Regions from separate parts of the Homo sapiens genome. Here all the other regions are linked to region 3. A link is a loop called in an ENCODE intact Hi-C map of the cell type or tissue named here. Cell type or tissue: PC-3. All regions are shown on one strand.

Region 1 (8,000 bases), 540 kb after region 3:
TCACTTTTTACCCCAATAGTTGAGCAATGTTATCATCCTTCAGCTTCTGGATGATAACTCTGTTTAATTCTTCATGTTTACATTTTCTTTTTTTGACATGAACTCAGATCAGCAACCACTTGGTCCAGTAGTCAGTTGATACATCTTTTAGGTTTGATCACCTCATAGCCATGTTTAACCTTTGCCTTTTGCACTTTCTTTCAATTCTCACTGTTATTGTCAATTTCTGAGTTCAGTTTCTTGCCCCTGCTACATTTATTCCCCTTCACAAAGCCATTCTTGAGCCAAATGTTCTCCCCAAATCTATAATGCCAAGTCTTTCAGATTTAAGATAGCAAAACCCATCTTCACTGACTTGACTTTTATATCCATATGCTTGGGTCAATCCACCTGGTGTGTCAATAAGTATGTCACTTAGGAGTTTCCTTCAGCTATTATTAACAGACCTGAGTAACAGACCACAGTATCTTCAGGAACCCAGTCTTCTTCCTTGTAGCTTCCCCACTCAAGGTTCTCATAGACAGCCCTCTTATCTGCATTCCGGGAAGGAAGCAGAAAGGAAGAAGGCTTCTCCTGGCAACTGAGTCAATCTACTTTGAAGATATTCCCCGAAGTCCCTTCAACCATTATCTACATTAGCCAGGACTTAGTGACATGGCCTCATCTAACTATAAGGGAGACTTGAAAATATCTTTTAACTAGGCACATTGTGAATAATATCTCCCTGACTAAGAAAGAAGGGATGATTACATTATTTAGAATCATCTGGAATAGTAACATGTCAGCATAGACCACAATTTATGGTGCAATCTTGTCTATCCTGTAAAATGTGAGGAATAATGAATGGATTGAGGTCATTCAATTACTCTGGACCAGATTGAAGCCACTATCACCTTCTTGCCAAAGAACTCCTGCAGTGATAGACAGAGGCAGTCTTTACCTACTACATGTCTCAGTATCTGTAGAAATAGTTTTAATACTGCAGATACATCATTTCTCCTTGGTGTTTGTCTTCTGAAACAATATCAAAGGTATGTTCTCAGCAAGACTTTTCTAAAATACGAAGACGAAGCTGTACTGACTGCTCCAAATCCACTATGGCAATCTTATTCCTTGCATCATTGCCTGTCTGCAGCTAGTACAGCCAGTTTTTCTTTCCATTGTGTCCTTGGAAAGAAGGATCAATTGCCTATGTGAGGGACCACCCTAAAATGGAAAATAGCATCAGCTACGTCTCCCATGCAAGAGCTTCCTCCCATCGTCCTGTAACCCATATTTTCTATCTGCATGTCACCAAAAGGCTTGTGTGGGAAGGGAAGGGAATGAGAGCAGGAGGGGTAATCAGGTGGCTTCAATTATATCTATAATCTTTTCTCTTTTTTTTTTTTTTAGAGAGTTTCGCTCTTGTTGCCCAGGCTGGAGTTCAATGGTGCGATCTGGGCTCACTGCAACCTCCACCTCCTGGGTTCAACTGATTCTCCTGCCTCAGCCTCCCAAGTAGCTGGGATTACAGGCATGCGCCGCCATGCCTAGCTAATTTTTTGTATTTAGTAGAGACAGGGTCTTACCACGTTGGTCAGGCTGGTCTCGAACTCCTGACCTCAGGTGATCCACCCGCCTCAGCTTCCCAAAGTGCTGGAATTACAGGCATGACCCACTGTGCCCAGCCAATATTTTCTTTTTAAAGAGAAAAAGTGGTCAGAAGTAAATATAGCAAAATAGTAAGATTTGATAAGGCTGGGTGATAGACTGGTTATTATTTATTATCATTTTTTATTTAAGATATTCCATAATAAAAAATATACTTTTATAGCTTTTCTTACCCCACCCCCACCCCCACCCCCACTATTCCAGAGTACTTCAGGAGGCTACTATGGAACCTAGATTAAGTAATTAACTTCCCTTTACCTCTGTCTCTAAGGGTACCGCGACGCACAAATTGGATGGATTCAAACTGTAGAGGACCTCCATGAAAGAGTGCCAGAAAAGGCAGATTTTTCCCCCTTTGGAAATTCTCAGGGTCCAAGTCGAGTAGCTCAATTCCTTGTGATCTATGCGCCAAGAAGGGGAATTTTAGAAGTGTGGAGCACACAGCAGGGACCTAGAGTAGGAGCTTTCAATGTGGGGAAGCACTGCAGGTAAGCTGCAAATGCTGGCATTGTGCTGGTTACAAAATGAAATATAGGAATGCTTTTATTAAAATAAAGCTTTACTAAAGCTGCTTATTAGATTACAAGTTTGAGAATTACAATATTCTTTATTGTGGTTTTTCCTGTGAGTGCCTGGCATGTACTTAAGTATTTAATAACAAAAAAAAAAAATTAAAAATGCCATGATAGACTGCTGAATTAAAGTTAGCTTGTTGCTAATGTTTGTCCCTTACTTATGCTGGGAAGGCTCAAAAGGAAAGGTTCCTTTTGCCCTAGTCATAAGTGAGGTGAATGCTTTGTTTGCCATTGAAACAGGGGCCTGATTGTGTTCATTTAATTTTTTAGAATCTTTCAACAAGGCAGAACTCTGCTGGTTGAGCCCTGCTTTACTTATGTACTTGCTATCAGTATTTAGTTGCCTTATTAATGCTCCTAAATTGATAATAATGTTGGGTTTCCTAGCTATAATAAAAGCACCTTTTGGCATTTCTCCTTGTTCTAATATTTTTACCATATTGGTATGTGATTTCTTTAGGCTGCTGTATCCTGGCTATAAAATAATGGGTTTAAATAATGTTACCAGTCAGAGTTGGCAGCCACAGACTTATCAGATCTGTCTGGTTGATCCAGTGTCTGGAAGTGTGAAAACAGTGAACGTTCCCTTCCATTTAGCACTGAGGTAAGGTGTGTCCAGTGTTGCTGATTGACGCTCCTCTGCTAACTTTTCCTAGTTCCTAGGTTTGTTGTACTCTCTTTTGTAGTTGCTATTTTGTTGTTTCCTTTGTCTTTAGACTGATATCTTTAAAGTTAAATAGGAAATATATAAAGGAAAAAAAAGTTGGAGTGTGTCAGAATTAGAAAGAAAATAATTTCACATTCTGTAATAATTTGTTATATTTATTGGTTTAGTGATAAGAAGAGTGAACGAGCCAAGGATATGCACCTAGTGAAGAAACTAGCAGCCTTACTGAAAACAAAATCTCCCAATCTTGGTAGGTATTCTCTCATACAAATAATAAAGCATATTGTTCTATCATCTTTTAAATCAATAAAATATTCTGAATGGAGCAATCAAAATAATGCATGGATGAGCTTATTGGAATTGCTCTGTAAGGCTGAAGTGTGCCATCTAGAGGGTGTTATAATTCATAACAAGAAAACATTAATGTGAGAGAACCCAAAAATCCTTTAGACTCACTGATAGTACAGATATGTTCATTTTCTTTCAGAATAATGTTTCACTGTTATAAAAATTAAAATTTTACTTTGATTATTTTTTTCTTTATAGATTTGGTTGAAACAGAAATAAAGGAATTAATTCTTGATATTAAATACCCTGCAACCAAAAAACAAGTAAGTGTATATAATACACGAACTTTCCTGCTAGTAGCTATAATACATCCTTCTTAAGAAAATCTTTATTTTCCTATTTCCCCCAAACATGAGAGGCTGAAGTCTTCTTTTCACATTTTTATTGTTTATCCCTTTCTTTATTTTCAGATAGAAGTTCCTGTTGTCTCTTTAAAAAAAAAAAAAAAAATTAATATTCATGCCTGTAACTGTAATCCTAGCACTTTGGGAGGCCGAGGCAGGGGGATCATGAGGTCAGTAGTTCGAGACCAGCCTGGCCAACATGGTGAAACCCCGTCTCTACTAAAAATACAAAAAAATTAGTTGGGTCAGTATTGGCGGGCGCCTGTAATCCCAGCTACTCAGGAGCTGAGGCAGGAGAATCATTTGAACCTGGGAGGCGGAGGTTGCAGTGAGCTGAGATTGCACCATTGTACTCCAGCCTGGGTTGCCATACATCTGAGTGTGTTTTATATACACATACCTACACATCCCTACATTATATATATTATATATATAAAATAGTAAATATGTGTGTATGACCACCTACCTTAGGAAATAAAATCTTACCAGGAACTCTAAAGAGCCCTGAGTGTCCCCCCTCAGTCCCATTCCCTTCTCCCATCCCTAAGGTAACTGTAATTTAGAATTTTGTGGTTCTTTCTTTTTCTTTACTTTATAGTTACGTCATTCCTGTGTGGCTCCTTTGAAACCTGTTGATGCATTTCCTGCCTTTTCAAACTTTATATAAATGCAGTCATGCCCTATGTCTTCTGTGACTTTAGTTTTTCCTTCAGGATTATGTTTCTGTGTCATTCATATTGGTGTATGTAGTTATAGTTATAATTGATTCATTTACTATGCCATACAAATTCTGCTCACTGACTAGAATTTATTTACACTCCTGTCAGTGAACGGTTAGGTTGTTTCCAGATTTTTGACATTACAAATGATGCTATGCTTATCCATGTACATATTTCCTCATTCACATATGCAAGAGTCTCTCTGGCGTTTATACCTAAGAGTGGAATTGCTAGGGTGTGAGCTTCTTCAACTGTACTAGTTGATGGCAAATTGTTTCCCAAAATAGTTGTACTAATTTATATTCCCACCTGTTCTGTATGAGTCCCTGTTACTCCACAGCCTCAATATTCCATGGTATTGCCAGACCTTTACTTTTTGCCAGGCTCGTGGTTATAATATGGTCACCACTGGTGATTTCTTTTACTCCCACTCCTCCTATCCAAACCCCTCATAATGCTATTCAAGTCCTAACTCCACAAATTCTTACATAATGCTTCGATCCCCATGGATAACTCTGAACTCCTACTCTACTTTCAATCAAAACTGGATAGTTAATGACTACTTATTTTCTAATTATTTCATGTATGTTAATCATAGCTTCCCCGACTTTTTTTTCTTTAGGTCTTTTAAGCTCCTTCAAGTAGGAACCTTACCAAATACTTGATTTTTATAATTCACAGCATCTAAAATAATGCTACTGTGAAAATGTAAGAAAAAACTGTATCACAGGTTTTTTCTTTTCTCTTACACAGTCACTCGACACTTCTGCCACTAGATGTAGGGTTTTTTTTTTTTTTCCCACACACCAGTCAATTTCTTTGGCAGATTCTCCAGCTAACACCAGCTGGTTATTCTCTAATTCAGTTCGATTCTGACACCATCTACCTGGAGATAGCATGAGATCATCACGACAGGTTAAGAGCTCAGTCCCACAAGACTTCTACCTACTTCAGGTACCAGTCACAAGTAGTTGGTTGTCAGCTATATTTCTGACTGTCTAGCTATAAATTAGGGTTACTATGACCCCCTCTTTGCGGTTGATGAATTTGCTAGACCAGCTCACAGAACTCAGGGAAACGTTTTACTTGAACGTTTACCCATTTATTATAAAGGATATTACAGAGGGTAGAGATCAACAGCCAAGTGGAAGAGGTGCATAGAGTAAATCATATGGGAAGGGTTGCAGAGCTTCCATTCCCTCTCCTGGCAAGCCACTATTCAGGAACCTCTACACGTTCAGCTATCCAGAAGCTCTTCCAACCCTTGTCCTTTTGGGTGTTGATGGAAGCTTCATTATATAAGCATGATTGATTACATCATTGGCCATTGGTGATCAACTCAGTCTTCCAGCTCCTCTTGGCTCCCCAGAGGTCAGGGGTTGGGCTAAAAGTTTCAATCCTCAAATACATGGTTGGTTCCACTGGTAACCACCCCCTTATTCTGAAGCTCTCCAGGAGCCTGCCATGAGTGGCCTCATTAGAAAAAAAGAAGCTTCTATCACCCAGGAAATTACAGAGGTCTTAGAAGCTCCCCATCAGAAATGGGGGGTCAAAGACCAAATGTTAGAACAAAAGGTTCTCCTAGCACCTCTGTCTACAAAGGGATTAAGAGCTCTGACTGATGAACTAGGACAGAGACCAAACACTAGAACAAAAGAAACTCCTAGCACCCCCATTGTTCAAGAAATTATAGGAACTCTGTGTCAGGTACTGGGGCCATAGACCAATATGTATATTTCTTATTATTTTATAGCTACATACATGGGAGAATTCAGTGAATAGTGATACATGGGAGAATTTAGTGAATAGTGATTTCTGTTGCAGTCCGTTTTTAAAACACTTTATTGAGTTATTGTAGAACAGAAAAGCCTTTGTGACTTTTAATTGTGTCTTCCATTCTACTGACAATGCTAATTGGCTCTCATTTTGCTCAGGGTAAAGTCTCTGTTATTAGAGATGACATGATGATGACAAAGTGGGCATCTAGAGAGGCATATTGAGAAATCTGTAGTAGAAAGGGTCATAACCCACACGGTTCTTCTCATTTTTATGCCATCTTTCTTCTTATCCTAAATCATAGAACAACAAAATTGGGAAACCAGCATAATGCAAAATGTCTTCTTGATTTTCTTTTTTTTAATGGTACTTCTGAATCATGTATGAAGCTGTGAATTTTATAAAGAATGCTAGAAAACCCAGTAACAAAAGTTATAGGTCTTCTAGGACTGACTAAAGGGAAGGAAGAAACCAGTTCAGGCTTTGGGAGACTGTTGAATAATGGGGAAGAAAACAAGCTAGCTGCTAGCCTGGGTAATCATAGGCAGAACTGGAGCAGGTTATGCTTGTCCTGGGTTCTGGCCTCTTACAGTCACTTTCTTTATTGTTTCCTGGTAGTTACTTCATTATAGGCCTGACCAACATCTTGAGCCACCCTCTAAGCCCATTTCTCCTCCACAAACACGCAGAGGTTATTGTGTTATGATCGGATATTTGTCTTATCCCACATTCTCAGCCTACTTTTTGAACTATTTAATCTCATTAATTAAAACCCAACTTAATGTGCTAATATGAAAGGATAAATATGACCTTTAACTTCTGATAGTTGCTACTTTAGGCATGAAGAGATATTTTGGGACTGGTTATGAAGAATCTTAAATATCTATGGGGGTGGGGAGAGGGAGGTAGGGAAGGGTGGGTACTGTATTCATCTAGCAGGGCCTATAGATTCTGCCTGCCATGCACAAATGCAATAATTAAGGTATAACTAAGTTTTTGGCAGCTTTTGTTATTGACATGACAATAACCTCTGCTTTTCGTTTATGCCTATATAGTATAGGCATATTCAAACTCTTCTTATTGGTAAATAGCTTTATCTTTGTTTCTGTTTTGATTTGGCTATTCTGTTAAGTAGCAGTTGCCTTCTAGTTGTTTTATTCTCAGCCTGGATTTTTGTCATTTATGTCATATTTGGCATGACATGAAGTTGATTGTATATTACTTAACAACGCAACTTGAGATTTAATATATGTACACTAAAACATCTTAAATATAGAGCTTCCCTTTGAAATTTGGGGTAGTGAAAGTTTGGGCATAAATATAAGATTTAAAAAACAAAATCACTGCCTTATAATTACTAGAACTGTTCAATATCTTTCTCCTAGGCTTTGGAAAGCATTTTGGCAAGTGAACGTTTACCATTTTCTTGCCTTAGAAACATCACTCAGACTTTAATGGACACTTTAAAAAGTCAAGGTAATAGGGTTTGTACTGATTGGAGGTTATGTTCTTAACTCAAATTTTGTAACTCTGATTATAGAAAGCTATTGACTTTGTGATACCATCATGTTACTTTAATGTGGAAGTAATATAGATATAAGAAATTAAGAATCTTATTTATTCCCTATTTAATATATGTAGTTGATCTTCATCTAAGCTGTCTTTGAATGTATTGACTGTTATTGGGAAGTTGTTTTTAATTGTGAGGAAAGATGTCAGGATAGAATGATAAGTGGTTATTCTGATATAGCTTTGTATTAATGTTCTATCAGTGTATCAGTTTCCCTCGTGAACAGAGTTAAGGACTTCCAGAATCACAATCAACAATCAGATTATTATTTCTGAATTTTCTGGTCATTTTTTGATATTCAAAATTTGTCTGTACTATCACATTGTTCTTTAAAATCCATCAGTCCGTCAA
Region 2 (8,000 bases), 520 kb after region 3:
CAGGGTGCTCTCTCCACGTAGGCCAGTGTGTTAGTCCATTTTCATGCTGCTGATAAAGACATACCTGAGACTGGGCAATTTACAAAAGAAAGAGGTTTATTGGACTTACACTTCCACGTGGCTGGGGAGGCCTCACAATCATGGTGGAAGGTGAAAGCCATGTCTCACATGGCGACAGACAAGAGAAGAGAGCTTGTGCAGGGAAACTCCCCTTTTTAAAACCATCGGAACTTGTGAGACTCATTCACTATCAGAACAGGGCAGGAGAGACCCACCTCCATAATTCAGTTACCTCCCACCGGCTTCTTCCCACAACACGTGGGAATTGTGGGAATTACAATTCAAAATGAAATTTGAGTGGGGACACAGCCAAACCATATCAGCCAGGTACAAAAAATCCATCTTCAGCTTTTGCCTCCTAAAGCTGTCCCATGGTTGGGCTGCACTGTCTTATCCACAAACGGGACAGAGGCCTTTTCAGCAGCAAGCTGGATCCTACTCGTGATGATGCACATGGACTGAGCCACTGGAATACCAGGTGGCACCAAGGACTTCTACTTATCAGGGTCAGCGGTCTGAGAGCCTGGACTTTTTCATAATTGCTGGAACTGGCTGGGCTATTTTGTGCGGATCTTCGGGGACTCCACTCACCTGCGTTCCAGGAGCGAGACTCTCTGAACACCCACTTCACAGTGGCAGGGAAGGGACGGGCTGGCTCTCAGAGCCATGGAGCTTAGCGCAGCCACCACAACGACGATGATGGGGGAGACTGCAGGCAAATTCAGTGTCAACTTTAGTAACAGGGTGGGGGAGGCAAGTTTTGGTGGAAAACCCAAGGTCCCTGGTGGAGCACCTTTAAGCAGTGAGGTGCTTTTTTTGTTTTACATTTCAGGCGTGGCTTGGGAAATTACCTTGTCAAATGATATTATTTTTGGATCACTAGCTTCAAAGGGGCAGTGTTAGAGACTGTGGGCCCCATTATTGGGGAAGTTTTCCAAAACGCTAATTAGTAGGCAAATGCCCTTATGACACAAAACAAAATGATGAGCTTGCATCTTGTCAGCCACTGAATGTGTGCTGATGCTCTATTAGGCTTCCCAGAGCATTGTTGTTTACAGCCCTATTTCTTGCCTGAGCTTTCTGGAACTGGCGCTGGAAATCATATTTTGTTGTAAAACCTAATACTAGCTCATTGTGATCCAGCCTAGAGAGGGCATTTCCTAATCTCCACTATACCAATATTTTCATCAAGTTATTTGTGCTTAGACTTGAGACTTCCCTGAAAAATCTGGCACTGGAGTCACTTCAGATGGACTCACACTCTTTATTCTTGGTTTGTATTTCTGCAGCCCTTCTGGAGCAATACTGTGGCAGTGTTGTACAGGATACATTAAAGCAGAGAGAGAGAGATATGAGAACATCGAGGGTCTAGTCTTTCTCATGGATTCTGACCCACAGGCCATTTCCTCATTCTTCCTCAGACCCCTGATTTTAGAAGTGAAGGACCAGAGTTCCTCTGTAAATTGTCCAGGGACTGTGTGAATGTATGTTGCTTTAAATGTATTATCTATAGTATTGGCATGGTTAGTGAAAATCCACTTATTCTTTTTAGAGCTTGATTTCTTTTCTGGAAAAGGAGGAATTTCACTCAAATGATCCCTGTAGTTCCTTCTGTTTCTGTTAAGATTGAATCATCCTGTCAGTTGGCTTCAAGAGGATTATGACATGTGTAAGAAGGAGATTGTTGATCTGTACAGACAAGCAGTTCTAGGATCTTTGCTTACATTGTCTTGCACTTAGTACTACAGTTTCTTAATTTGTAGATTTATTAAAAGAAATTTGATTTACCTGAGGATTTCTCCCATCCACACCTCCAGCAGTTTTCTGTTTTGAATTTGCTTCATAATATGGTAAAATTTACTCTGGCTGGGGGCAAAATATTATAGCTAAGCTTAAAACAATACATTTTTACCTCTTTATAATTTTAAGGATATTATTTGGTTTGGGTTATTGTCATTAGAGGCTTTTTGTCCTTGTATTGAATCTGATATGTTGAATACTGTGCCTTAGTCACAAAGAAGTTACTTTAGAATTACATGTGACCAGGAGCTTGCAGTTGGAATAGGTATACAGCTGCTCCCCCGTGTGGTTGTGGATCCAAAGAGCTTGTGGAGCTTGTATTAAGAGCACAACACCATTGCATTTTGTGACAAGTTAGCATCGTTCTTTTTTTTTTTTAAATTATACTTTAAGTTCTAGGGTACATGTGCACAACGTGCAGGTTTGTTACATATGTATACATGTGCCATTTTGGTGTGCTGCACCCATTAACTCGTCATTTACATTAGATATATCTCCTAATGCTATCCCTCCCCTGACTCCACACCCCACGACAGGCCCTGGTGTGTGATGTTCCCCACCCTGTGTCCAAGTGTTCTCATTGTTCAATTCCCATCTATGAGTGAGAATGTGCAGTGTTTGGTTTTCTGTCCTTGCGATAGTTTGCTCAGAATGATGTGACAAGTTAGCATCATTCTTGAGAAGCACAACTAAAAGTTTAGATCTAGAATTTTATGGCACTTCAAACTCTAATGATGATATAATAATATTATCGTATTTTCTAACCTATTTTTATAATATGTAATGCTCAGTTGTACATATCCAACTTTACCATGGCAAACTGGGAGGATATATTTTTAGTACCACAGTAACAGAGAAAGTTGGAGAAGTAGAAAGGACATAGAAAATAAACTGCAGTAAAGAATGATGGAAGATTTTGGCTTTTTGCTTCTTTATTCCCCCGTCTTCAGTGGATGAAACCGGAATAAAAATCCACATCAAGTTTTATTCTCAAGTTTCATGTAAATAAAAATGTACATGTATAAGATGGCTAAGCAGGTTAGGGATATCATAATTGATTATGGAATCATTTTTCTGAATTTGCTTCCAAGCAAGTGACATCTATTTCCAATGCTTTTGTCATGGGTAGTCCTTTTGGGACAAAATTCATGTTTGCTTCTGAGATCACTTATAGTCCATTTGTTGGGGTAGCAGCAGCTTGATCATAATCTGACACCGAGTTTTAGGCCCAACTAAGAAGACTATGATACAGTGGTATTCTGTTCTTATATCTCTTTAACTTGTACTTACCATGAATATGTCAGCCAGAATCTTGAACTATTAAATCTTAGTATTACTTAAGAAAAAACATTACTAAGGACTGAATATACTAGCTTTAGGTTGATTGTTCATTGTTATACAGTTTCAGGTGTAAGAATAGATAATATATTATTTAAGAGATAGGGAATGCTGTTATTTACTCCTATATTCTATTAGTGGACTGTGCTACATGTGGAGGTGAAAAATAATATAAGCCATAGGCTTTGCCAACAGAGGGCGTCTCATCTAGTGTGGGAGAAATGCAGTCACAGAATAAACAGGTAGCAGGGAGTAGTAAGACTTTTAATTGCAGTAAGTTTGAAAGAAGGTTAGGAGTCAGGATAGGATGGGTTTGCCAGAGGAACTGGAACTTCTGATGGAAAAACAGAAAGGAGAGGGAAAGTATTTTTAAAGGAGTTCTTGAAGAAATACCTCAAGAATACTCTGGCTCACATATTCAAATACAGTGGTCATCTTGTAGCTGTAAATCGACTCAAAGAACTACAGAAAGATTAGGCCGGAATAAAGTGACAATACAGTAGTTCTTTTGGAGAAAAGGGTTTTCACTGAATATGAGATTAGAGTCAAATCTCAAGTAAAGACAAGCTTCCAAAGAGCTAGTACAGCTACCCACAGAGATGAGCAGGGTGATAGAGTGGAAAGACCACCTGAATTAGGAATTAGGAAGCCTAGATTTTAGTTTGGGCTCTGACACTAATTCTATGGCTGGAGCACATCCCTTAACCTCTCCGAGACTCCATTTTCTTTATTATAAAATTAGAATTTGGACCAGTTGGCCTCTAAATGTCTTCCATCTTTGACTCTTTGTCTTTTCTGTGCACATAAACATCAGATCTAATCCTTGTTAGTGGCATTATTTTGAAAACATGGGACAGAAACATAGGAACAATATTCTTTATTGAAAAAAAAAAGAAAAGCAACTTTTATAATATTTTTAGGATTTACTGATTAAACATAGTTTTGGAAGTGTGATAAGAGGAAGGAATCTATTTGTATAGATGCTCAATTATTAAAACAAATTTTTTTGAGAACATGCCCAAATAAGGGCTGTATTCCTTTCCTGAAGCATTATATTGATTCTTTTTTATTGCATTGAGATGGAGATTTTAGGATAAGAGTCAGAGACCAATCAAAGAGTTTTGGACCCTCCTAATTTCTTATCAAAAGCAATGCCTAAATAATATTCCTATATAAGCTGTCCTCTTCTAAGCTCCTACCTGAAAGTGGATCTCTAATCACTTAGAAGGTCCTGTGCCTCACAGTTGGTATAATTGGAGTCTCAGTTGTTGGAGGAAACCATCGGGTAATGTTGTCCTCAGCTTACAGCAAGCCATCATGAGGAGTGATGTGTTGGGTAAACAAAGACTATCCTACAGCAGAAGTTGTGGAACCAGGGAAAAATTTAATTACAACTAAGTTTTACCTTCATAACTTTTATCTTTGGGGGATAATTTTCTAATTTATCTGTAGAAAAACAAACATTAAAAACAACAAGCTAGATACAGAATTCCTTAAGAAAAGTAGAGCTTTAATAAAATGAGATTTTGCCAATGTTATGTTCTCCCTATCTTTCGGGAGATGGTGCAGCCTCCTTAGCTTATTTTGCTTGAGAAAAAAGTTCCAAATCTGTTTGTTTCCTAATATCCCATTGCAAAAGAAAAATAATTGCATGACTGTCCCAGAGGTTTCAGGCTCATTTTGGGGTATTTCTAAAGATTCCCTGTAACCCATATTTTTTTTGTGTTTTAAACATTTCTTTGATGGTATCCCAGCAAGAAATAATTTATTCCTGGAAATATGATACTACTGTAACATTTCTGACTAGGATGATTTTCTGTTTCTAAAATCTTTTAAATTTTATAATGCTTGTAATGCATGCTTATTACAAGTTTTTAAAAAGCATGAAATTATAATTTTTTTATAAAAGGAAATTAACCTGCATAGCTTTCCCCTCCCTTTCCCTCCCCTTTTCAATAATTGAATCTAAAAGACATTAGGTAGGGCTGAGTAAGGTAGGAGTCTACATGACATCAAACCCAGAAGCTGTAAGAGAATAGATGGATAATTTAGCCACATGACAATAAAAAATTTCTACATGGAAAAACTTAAGCCATCACAAATAGGAAAAACTATTTGCATCACTTATGTTCAAAGGGCCAATTTTGTTTTTCTTTTTGTATGTAAAGAGTGTATACAAAGCAATTAGAAAAAGAGCATCAACCCAACAGGAAATCTACAAAGGAAGGGAACAAACTATTCATAGAAAATTATGCAATTTGTTCCTTTCCTTTATATAAAAATGAGAAATTTTCTTAAGTATATGAGAAAATGCCTAAATTCTCATTAATAAGAAAAATGTAGTTTAAAAGCATATTGAGATACTACATTTTACCTATTAAATTGACAGAGATCCGCCATTAAAATATTTTTTGAAATGCCTGTGAAAAAGCAAGCACTTTCAAAAATTGCTGATGGAATTACAAATTAATACAACATGTGTGGGGCACAGTTTGGGAATATTCAGCAAATTTACTAATACACATTCCCTTTGACCCAGCAATTTTACTTCTGGGAATTTAGCTTACTGATACACTTCCACACAAACTGAGGAATTTATAAACCTATTTATTGCAGCATAGTTGGTAACAGCAAAAGATGGTAAGCAATACAAATGTCCACGCATATCGGGAACTGGTTAAATAAATTATAGTGCATCCATAAAATGGAATACTATGCAGACATTAAAAACAATAAAGAAACTTCATGTGGAAGTGGAATGAAGTCTAATGAATATGTTAAGAGAAAAAAGCAAAGTATAGAAGTATATATATATATATATATATATATATATAATGCTACTATTCTTGTAAGAAAAAGGGAGGAAAAGGGTAGTAAATGTGCATAAAGTATCTCTGGAAATACACATAAGAACTGATTGCATTGTCTCTAGAGTTAACAACTAGATGGCTAGAGTACAGGAGTATAAGAGATTTTTCAAAGAACACCTTTTTATAGCTGTTGAATTTTTAACCATGGGGATTTACCTATACAATACATAAACGTCTAATGAAAAAGAGAAAACACCTGTAGGCCAAATAAAAAGAAAGAAGCATAACGTTATATCAGATGCTTTTATAGATCCTATAACCATAATAAACATCACATTTTTTTTCTTTGCTGTCTAGCTATCTCTTTGTAAATAGGATTATTCACTAAATTTCCTAATGCTGAATTCCTGGAGTGATTCCTATGTGACATTTTTTTTTTTTCCCTGAGACAGAGTCTCACTCTGTCGCCCAAGCTGGATTGTAGTGGTGCGATCTCAGCTCACTGTAACCTCTACCTCCTGGGTTCAAGTGATTCTCCTGCCTCAGCCTCCCGAGTAGCTGGGATTACAGGCACGCGCCGCCACACCTGGCTAATTTTTGTATTATTAGTAGAGATGGGATTTCACCATGTGGGCCAGGCTGGCCTCAAACTCCTGACCTCCTGTCCTTGGCTCTCCAAAGTGCTGGGATTACAGGTGTGAGCCACCATGCCTGGCCACTATGTGACATTCTTTTAATGCCTTGCTAGTTTATATTTGTTTATATTTAAATTTTTTGCATTAATATTCAAAACTGAAGATTTGTTTATAGTGGGTATTTTGTTTGTCAGCCATCTTTGGCATGTTTTGATAAGGAATATTATGAAACTGTATGAGAATTGGAAATATTTCCTTTTCTTTTTTTTCTTCCCTCTCACCCCTTGAGACAGGCAAGCTGAGTTTGAATACTCTTGGTATTTTTGCATATGCAGTAATTGTAGTTTTACCCACAGGAAGAAGAAGGAAATACTTGCAAAACACAAAAAACTTCCTGGCTCCAAGATTGTGTTTTATCCTTATCTCCAACCAATGATCTTATGGTGATAGCTCGAGAGCAAAAAGCTGTATTTCTAGTGCGTGAGTATCCTATTATTTTCAGCGACCTTTATTTTGATACATTGGATAGAAGAGAAAATGGATTAGGTGAAAAGAATATAATGCTTTTTATTTATTTATTTCTCTCTCTCTCCCCCCCCCCCCAACTCCTCCTCCGCCCCCTCCCTCCCTCCCTCTCCATTTCCCTCTTTCTCCCCCTTCCATTCTGTTTGTTTTCTCCCTTTTTTCTTTCTTGGCTGTAGCTACCTTAGTGCTCTCCATATGGTACCTCAGGGGCAGTACTGTGCATTGCTCAATTCTTGCAAGGGACAGTCAGAGCTAAAAAGGTCATTGACCTTTTCTTAGTAACAATGTGAATGAGGTGATTTTCAACTCTAATTTGAAAACTCATAATATTATGGATTTCTGTTTGGGGCATAGCATTTTAACTCATAATTTTTTGTTGAAGATTAAAATTGAGGTTTTTTTCATATCTTATAGATCTCCAAACCTTACTGATCAAAGTAAGATTGTGTGTAAAATGTGTCTAGAATGGTCTTACAAAGCAAAGTTACCCTCAAGTAGCAAAGATCTAGTAGAAAAATTTTCTCCGTCATCTGATGATAAAAGTAGTCTTAAACTAGGCAGGGTGGGCATAGGAGTTAATAACTTTATTCTACAAGAACTATGACAACATTATACAGGTTGAATTGGGGGAAGGAGAGGCTGAAGGCCAGGAGACTAGGTGTATTATAAGAATCTTATAAACATGTTTATCTTATATTTACCTATAAAAAAGACCCAAGTCAGTTAATACACAACTGTTAAATTTTGTAATCATATTCTAAGGGGAAAGAGCAAAATTTATAAATTACTCTTTTAGTGTATTATAGCTAAAATTATTTTATATGATATCTTA
Region 3 (8,000 bases):
CTAAAAGAAAACTTTGGGGAAACTATCCAGGACATTGGACTGGGCAAAGATTTCTTGAGTAACACCCCACAAGCATAGGCAACCAAAGCAAAAATGGACAAATGGGATCACATCCAGTTAAAAAGCTTCTGGACAGCAAAGGAAACAATCAACAAAGTGAAGAGATAACCCACAAAATGGGAGAAAGCATTTGCAAACTACTTGTCTGACAAGGGATTAATAACAAGAATGCATAAGGAGCTCAAACAACTCTATAGGAACAAATCTAATCTGATTTTAAAATGGGTAAAAAATCTGAATAGACATTTCTCAAAAGAAGACATGCAAATGGCAAACAGGCATATGAAAAGGTACTCGACATCACTGATCATCAGAGACATGCAAATCAATACTATAATAAGATATCACCTCAGCTCAGTTAAGATGGCTTTTATCCAAAAGACAGGCGGTAACAAATTCTGGTAAGGATGTAGAGAAAAGGGAACCCTGGCACACTGTTGGTGGGAATATAAATTAGTACAGCCACAATGGAGAACAGTTTGGAGGTTCTTCAAAAAACTAAAAATAGAGCAACCATAAGATCCAGCAATCTCATTGCTGGGTATATACTCAAAAGAAAGGAAATCAGTATATGAAAGAGATATCTACACTCTCATGTTTATTGCAGCACTATTCACAATAACCAAGATTTGAAAGAAACCTACTACATGTCCATCAACAGATTAATGGATAAAGAAAATGAGGCACATATACACAATGGAGTATTCAGCCATAGAAAAGAATGAGATCCTGTCATTTGCAACAACATAGTCAGTACCGGAGGTCATTGCATTAAGTGAAATAAGTCAGGCACAATAATACAAACTTCACAGGTTCTCATTTATTTCTGAGATCTAAAAATCAAAACAATTGAACTCATAGAGATAGAGAGTAGAAATATGGTTATCGGAGGCTGGGAAGAGTTGGGAGTTTGGGTAGTGGGGATGGTTAATGGGTACAAAAAATAGAAAGAATGAATAAGGTCAACTATTTGATAGCACAACTGGGTGACTATAATCAATACTAATTTAATTGCACACTTCAAAAGAGTGTAATTGGATTTTTTGTAACACAAAGGATAAATGCTTGATGTGATGGATACCCCATTTACCCTGATGTAAATTTTTTATTTTTTATTTTTTATTTTATTTATTTATTTATTTATTTATTTATTTATTTATTTATTTATTTATTTTGAGACGGAGTCTCCCTCTGTTTCCCAGGCTGCAGTTCAATGGAGCGATCTCGGCTCACTGCAACCTCCACCTCCCGGATTGAAGCAATTCTCCCACCTCAGCCTCCCAAGTAGCTGGGACTACAGGCGCCCGCCACCACGCCTGGCTAATTTTTGTGTTTTTAGAAGAGGCAGGGTTTCACCAGGTTGGCCAGACTGCTCCGAACTCCTGACCCCAAGTGATCCGCCGTCTCGGCCTCCCAAAGTGCTGGGATTAGAGGCATGAGCCACCGCGCCCGGCTTTTTTTTTTTTCTGTTTTCTTGAGACGGAGCCTCGCTCTGTCACCAGGCTGGAGTGTAGTGGCGCGATCTCGGCTCACTGCAACCTCCGCCTCCCGGGTTCAAGCGATTCTCCCGCCTCAGCCTCCTGAGTAGCGGTACTACAGGCACGCGCCACCATGCCCAGCTAATTTTTGTATATTAAGTAGAGATGGGGTTTCACCATGTTGGCCAGGATGGTCTCAATCTATTGACCTTGTGATCCACCTGCCTCGGCCTCCCAAAGTGCTGGGATTACAGGCATGAGCCACTACGCCCAGCCCCTGATGTGATTATTATGCATTGCATGCCTGTATCAAAATATCTCTTGTATCCCATAAAAACATACACCTACTATGTACCCACAAAAATTAAAAATTAAAATAAAAACAGGAGTTTGAGGCTTTAGTGAGCTATAATCATGCCACTGCACTCCAGCCTGGGTGACAAAGCAAGACTGTGTCAAAAACAAAAGTCCCCTTAAAAAAGTGATTGAAAACAAGAAAGGAAGGAAGGAAGGGGGAGAATGAAATGATAAGCTATGTATAGTGATCTTCAAAGTTAAAGAATATTTTTTAACTTGAAACATTAGTAAGTACAATGTTAATTTTTAAAAATCAATGTAGCCTTGTTTAGGGCCTTTAGGGCCTTGTAACAAAAAATATATATACACACACTTATATACATATAGATTTATATGTAATATATTTCTATTTATTTAATATAAATATATATTATATATTTACATTTATTTAATAGAAATATATTATATAAGTACATAGTTATATAGTATAATTAATTATTAATTATAAATATATATTTAGAATATACATAATTTATAGTATATATTTACATATATACATATTTACATATAATACATACTATAAATTATATCTTACATATTATATAAATATAAACATTTATACATATTATACACATGTATAATATGTATCCCTGTGCCGTTTTATCCATTCATAGTGACTAACATCTCTGCATGCCCACAAGTTTCTCTTCCTCCCTGTGAGGATTTGACCTGGGAGAACAAACCAGCTCAGCTCAGGGAGAGTTACTTGTGTATTAGTCGGGCACCTCTTTAGATTGCAAGGAGAAGACACACATTCAGATTAGGTTAGGTTTGGGGGTTGTCATCAGGATACCCAGGGAAGTAATGCCTCAACGGCCAAACGTGTGTCCCAGAACAACATCTGAGGCGGCTAAGAGCTCAAAAGGGCTCCAGGAGAACAAGCACAAGGGTCAGTTGTTGTCCAAGCGTGAGCAACTTTCATTCACGCCCTGCTATACGCTAGATGCTAGTATGTAGTCTTTAATAATGATAGAGGAAGATAGAGTGTCTGATCTTGAGAAGCCAGTAAATCGCTAAGGTAGCATATCGGGAAATAGCCACTTCAATCCTGGCTGGAAAGTAGAGAGCAAAGGCCAGGAGAGAGGAGTGTACTAGGAAGGTAAACAAGCACAGATGGTAGAAAAAATTATACTGCACGCAGAGGAATGTGGACTTCATTCCACATAAGTGAGTAACATCATGTACCAATAAGAAGAGAAACTGGGTGGCTGGAAACATGAATATAATGGAAAGTTTTCATTTGTATACTTAAGCTTTTTGAATTTTGAACTGTGAAAAGTATTACTTGTTCAAAAAATTCAAAAATAAAATTATTTAAAAATCCAATGCAATGATTCTGGTGGTGTACTAGGCTCTGGGAGAGCGAAACAGCAAATATTCCCTATCAGCCTACAATCTACTAGATATTTTTAAAGTTTTATGGCTCATCGGTGACACAACACAGCTTTAGGTAGATTCCCAATATCAAAACATGTGTAAACAAATAATTATAAGAAAAATAGTAATTGTTTTCCTAAAGATATGGGCTTAGAGCTTTGAAAGTGCATGTTGTGGGCTGGGCAGCTTATTCTGCTTGAAGGTTAGTGGGAGGTAACATGTAAACTGGGATACGAAGAACGCATGCATAGGAGCTTCAAAAATGGAAAAGAGAGTAAAAGCAATTAATCAACGAGAAATACAATTTTCCAAAAAAAAAAAGAAATGTTTTTGGAGGAAAATAGTTTCGTATGATGATCGGACCAGCAAAGGGAATGACAGGAGGTGAGGCTAACAGTCGGGATGAGAACAAATTGTGCAGGCTTTGCCTGTTGTCTTAAGAACTATGAATTTCTACCCCAGAAAGCTCAAAAAACCCTTCATGGGCATTGGCATTCTGGAAGTTGGTGAATATGTACCTTTAGGAAAATGGATTTTATCTCCAAATAGTGGGGAAAAAAATTAATGGGAATTTCTTTTTCTATTTTGAGTTTTTTTCCCCATAATTTTTACTGAAACTTTCTGGTTTTATTCTGGTTAATATAGGAAGTTAAGAAAATCAGTATATAGCCAGCAAATATAGATGGGAAAACTCAGAAGCAAGTATGTTAAGAATGTTTGTTCTTTTTTTCTCCTTGTCAAATATGTTCACAGTTGTGATTTTTATATATCATATAAGATATCTTCTGTTACCAGGATCGCTCCTTGTCAATGTGTTGGGATTAACTATCATCAATGTTTCATCTTTTCCACAAGAAATCAAAGCTTCCTGACGGTTTGCAGCCCCCCCACAGCCTGGCCCATAGCTTGTTTTATTTGGCTTACACAGTTGTTTTAATCGGGAAGTGTCTAGCTTGTCTTTTAAAATCAAAATATCTGGCAATATGAGGTCTATATTCAGCATAATGAGAAGCAAACGGACCTGACTGGAGCCTGTCCCCTGTAGGCATCACCGCCCTGTAGGAGCCCCAGTTCCCGCCCACCCAGAGTTCAACCGGACCCCCTCCTTCAGCTTTTGACTTTGGCCCGGGTTAGACGGGGGATTTCCCGGGCAGTTGCTCCGGATTTACACGAGGGGGCGCTGTGATCAGGGTTTTGGACGGAAGGGTGGGGAGGAAATGCTTGAAGCTGGTTCTAACCGGAAGTGAAAGGAAACCCTCCTTTCCTTTCTGGTGAGTAAGTCCTAAGGAACAACCTCCTGTTACCCAACTCAGTGAAGAGTCGGGACTAAGAGTATTTTGAAATAGGAGGAATACTATATTTGAAATGTCAGAAGTCATAGAAAAGTGTGGGAGAAACAATGCCACACTTTTCTATTTTCCCTGCCATTTGAATAATACTTTGCAGTCTATAAAACTCTGTCGGAAGCAGAAGGCTATTCGGTCCTCACAGCAATCCCATGTCCGAAGTAGGAGAAGGCACTTGCTCCTGCAATAGCCGAGCCACTCAGAGTTCCTCGTCTCACCTAGGAGCGCCTACCCAGCCAGAAAGGGGAGGTCCCATGGCTGCTTCCTCACACTTTCCTTTTTAGGGGAGGAGGAGGAGGGGGAAAGGCCCTGGAGAAGGACAGGGTGCCAAGAATATGTGGCGAGAGGAAGGGACAGGCCAGAAGAAATAAGTTGAGAGATCAGTCCCAGGAAACTTCCTACCTAGAAGATGCCCTTCCTTGGCTGGGACTTGTGCCTCTCCCTGTGTATCTCAGGCACAGTCAATCTCAGTTTGTATTTGTTAAGTAAATAAATTACCCGAGGCATCTGTTGGGTCTTAACCTGTATATGGGAAGGGCCCTGTTATTCCATCAATATTAGTTACAAAATTATGGGGGCTTGGGCTGATGACACTGAGGGTCCGGGGACCTTCTCACCTCTGGTCAACCCTGCCCTGGATGGCCCCTAAGCTCTATCAGTGGCCCTGACTGTGTGTCTTTGTGGCTTTGATTTTGACGATGTTATCAACCAGGATGCAGAATCCTGCTTCCTCTCCCAGTTTTCATTTGCTTTTTTTCTGTGTTTGTTTTCTTTGGCTGCTACAGGGAGATTTGCTTTTCATCTTGGCAGCACGTGCCCCACTCAGAGTGGAAGAAGGCTATGGCAGGATACAGTGTTTTGGGAAGGGAAGAGAATCTCCTTGCTTGGGGACATCCTTTCCAAAACAAATTCCCTGTAAAGTCAAGTCCTGCTAGTGTTTCCCTCCAACCTCTCTGTGTTCTACTACTCGCCCAAGAAAAAAATTATACGAAGTGTCTCCTCACCCATGTTTAGTCACAAAAGACCTCTGTTTCCCAGGCTCCCTTTCATTCTACTTATTCATCAGTTCATCAATTGATTCGTCCATTCATTCATTTATTCTGTGACAGTCTTTACTCTTTCCTAAGTATGACCAGAAAATAATGACGTAAGTATGATCTACTCTACAGCATGTAGGTTGTAAGCATTGTTATGGTCTTTTTTAAAATTAAGATACAACTCACAAAACATAAAATGTACCATTTTAAAGTGTACAATTGTATTTGTCCATTTTCATGCTGCTGATAAAGACATACCCTAGACTGGGTAATTTATAAAGAAGAAGAGGATTGAGGGACTCACAGTTCCATGTGGCTGGAGAGGCCTCACAAACATGGCGGAAGGTGAAAGGCACATCTTACATGACAGCAGGCAAGACAGAGTGAGAGCCAAGCAAAAGGGGAAACCCCCTATAAAACCATCAGATCTTGTGAGACTTATTCACTACCACAAGAACAGTATGGGGAAAACTGCCCCCATGATTCGATTATCTCCCACCGAGTCCCTCCCACAACACGTGGGAATTATGGGAGCTATAATTCAAGATGAGATTTGCGTGGGGACACAACAAAACCATATCAACATTCCATTGTTTTGTAGTATATTCACCCTATTATGCAACGATCACTTCTCATTCCAGAATATTTCTATCACCACAGAAGGAAACCTCATACCTATAGCAGTCAGTCCCAGCTCTGCTCCCCTTATCCCCTGGCAACCACTAATTTGCTTTCTGTCTCTGAGGATTTGCCTATTCTGGACATTTCATATAAATGGAATGACACAATATGTGGCTTTTTGTGTTTGACTTCTTTTATTTAGCATAATGTTTCCATGTTTCATCCCTGAGCATACAGCATATAACAACAGAACATTCCTTTTTATAGCTGAATAATATTTCATCATATGGATAGGCCACATTTTGTTTATCTAGTCATCAGTTGATGAACTTTGTTCTGGCTGTTATTAATAATACTACTATGAACACTCATGTACATATTTTCTTTTCTTTTCTTTTTTTTTTTTTGAGTCAGGCCTTGTTCTGTTGCCCAGGCTGGAGTGCAGTGGCACAATCACAATTCACTGCAGCCTTGACCTCCTGGGCTCAAGCAGTCCTTCCAGCTCAGCCTCCTGAGTAGCTGGGTCTACAGGCACACACCACCACACCTGGCTAATTCTTGTAAGATAACATATTTTCAGTACTCATGGGTCTATATTGGAGTGGATTCATTGGGTCCTGTGCTAATTCTGTGTTTAACTTTTTGAAGAAAAACTACCAAATGATTTTCTACAGTGACTGTACCATTTTAGATTCCTTCCAACAATGTTGAAGTTCCCTTTCTTTCGTAACACAAGCAATTTAAGGGATTGCTTAAATGGTCTTAGATGAATCTGTCATCAAGGTGGGGGAGGGCATGAATTGATATTTGCACAGTGCCTGTGCAGAGACACCTGACAGTAACCCTTAGGACGCTGGATAATTTATCCCAAGCCATGGTGAGGAAAATGGGAAGGAATAAGGCAGTCAGTAACATGGAGCAGATTTGCCAATCTCTTACCCTCATCAATTTAGGGATTGTGTTGGTCTTTAACAGATGGAGAAGAGGTCTGAGAACATTTAATACATGTCCACTGCTGAAGGAGCAAAAGAGTGTAGGCCTGCATTTTGCCTCTCTCCTGTAAGACTTCTGAGGTGCCTTTGAACCCAAGCCTCAGAGAATGAACAGCAGTGGCAAAGACAATGCCCTTTATAAGTGTGTAGAGGGTTGAGGAAATGGTTGGGGTGGGGGGCTTTTCTGTAGAACTGCCCTCTTTTCATGTTCCCTTCAAAGGGTACAGTGAAACAGAATACTGTATTGTCAACTAATTTATAAAAAAATGGGCTCAATACATCCTGCTATAGAAATTCCATCAATGTACTAGAAAACTTACATTTATCAGAGTTCATCTATTGAATAGCAGCTGGAGTTGTGTGTGTTCATGGATGTGGAATGAGAATACAGAAGTTCAATCTTTATAAGCACACAGCAGAAACACTGTAGGTAGAAGGGTCAATTTGAGACCATCCCTGCCCATCTTTGATTGGCCTGTGAAACACAACAGGAAACTAATTCATCTGAAAGATGTGCTAAAAACACTTGTTGGCTTTAACAAAAGGAATCTTGGCTGATTTTACATTAAAACTTCTAACAAAGGAAAATAAATGCTCTTGGGTGGAGAACATGTCTTTATAACCAAACTCCACAATTGTTACCATATAAATAATTTTTCTTTATAAAAGAATAAAAATATATATGTACCTACATATATGTATGTGTATATGTAAAAGACAAATATAAAACTT

What was found. Peaks named below come from ENCODE experiments on the same cell type or tissue, not always from the same donor. Only the 100,000 strongest peaks of a DNase experiment are listed, where the experiment ranks them.
Region 1: a loop joins it to region 3, with 5 times the contacts of the local background. A loop is called at or near these places in 6 of 110 quality-filtered maps.
Region 2: a loop joins it to region 3, with 3 times the contacts of the local background. A loop is called at or near these places in 9 of 110 quality-filtered maps.

What each region holds. Positions count from the first base shown.
Region 1 is chr1:220,185,206-220,193,205 of GRCh38, reverse strand. RAB3GAP2 (RAB3 GTPase activating non-catalytic protein subunit 2) reads left to right here. Exons shown (of 35, transcript NM_012414.4): 14 at 1,922-2,138; 15 at 2,686-2,829; 16 at 3,060-3,142; 17 at 3,439-3,503; 18 at 7,465-7,555. Among named protein-coding and RNA genes, the nearest start is that of MIR664A, 11 kb to the left of the region's middle. In PC-3, CTCF peaks have their summits at 3,061 and 3,275 (motif pointing left); no DNase peak of the experiment used is centred here.
Region 2 is chr1:220,212,979-220,220,978 of GRCh38, reverse strand. RAB3GAP2 (RAB3 GTPase activating non-catalytic protein subunit 2) reads left to right here. Exons shown (of 35, transcript NM_012414.4): 3 at 7,000-7,123. Among named protein-coding and RNA genes, the nearest start is that of SNORA36B, 16 kb to the right of the region's middle. RefSeq lists enhancers at 399-468, 829-878 and a silencer at 1,029-1,108. In PC-3, CTCF peaks have their summits at 2,143, 3,198 and 3,401 (motif pointing right); a DNase peak (open chromatin) is centred at 2,138.
Region 3 is chr1:220,729,704-220,737,703 of GRCh38, reverse strand. No RefSeq gene overlaps it. Among named protein-coding and RNA genes, the nearest start is that of MTARC2, 15 kb to the left of the region's middle. In PC-3, a CTCF peak has its summit at 4,456 (motif pointing right); DNase peaks (open chromatin) are centred at 2,563, 3,023 and 4,493; H3K4me3 peaks cover 2,446 bases; H3K27ac peaks cover 1,745 bases.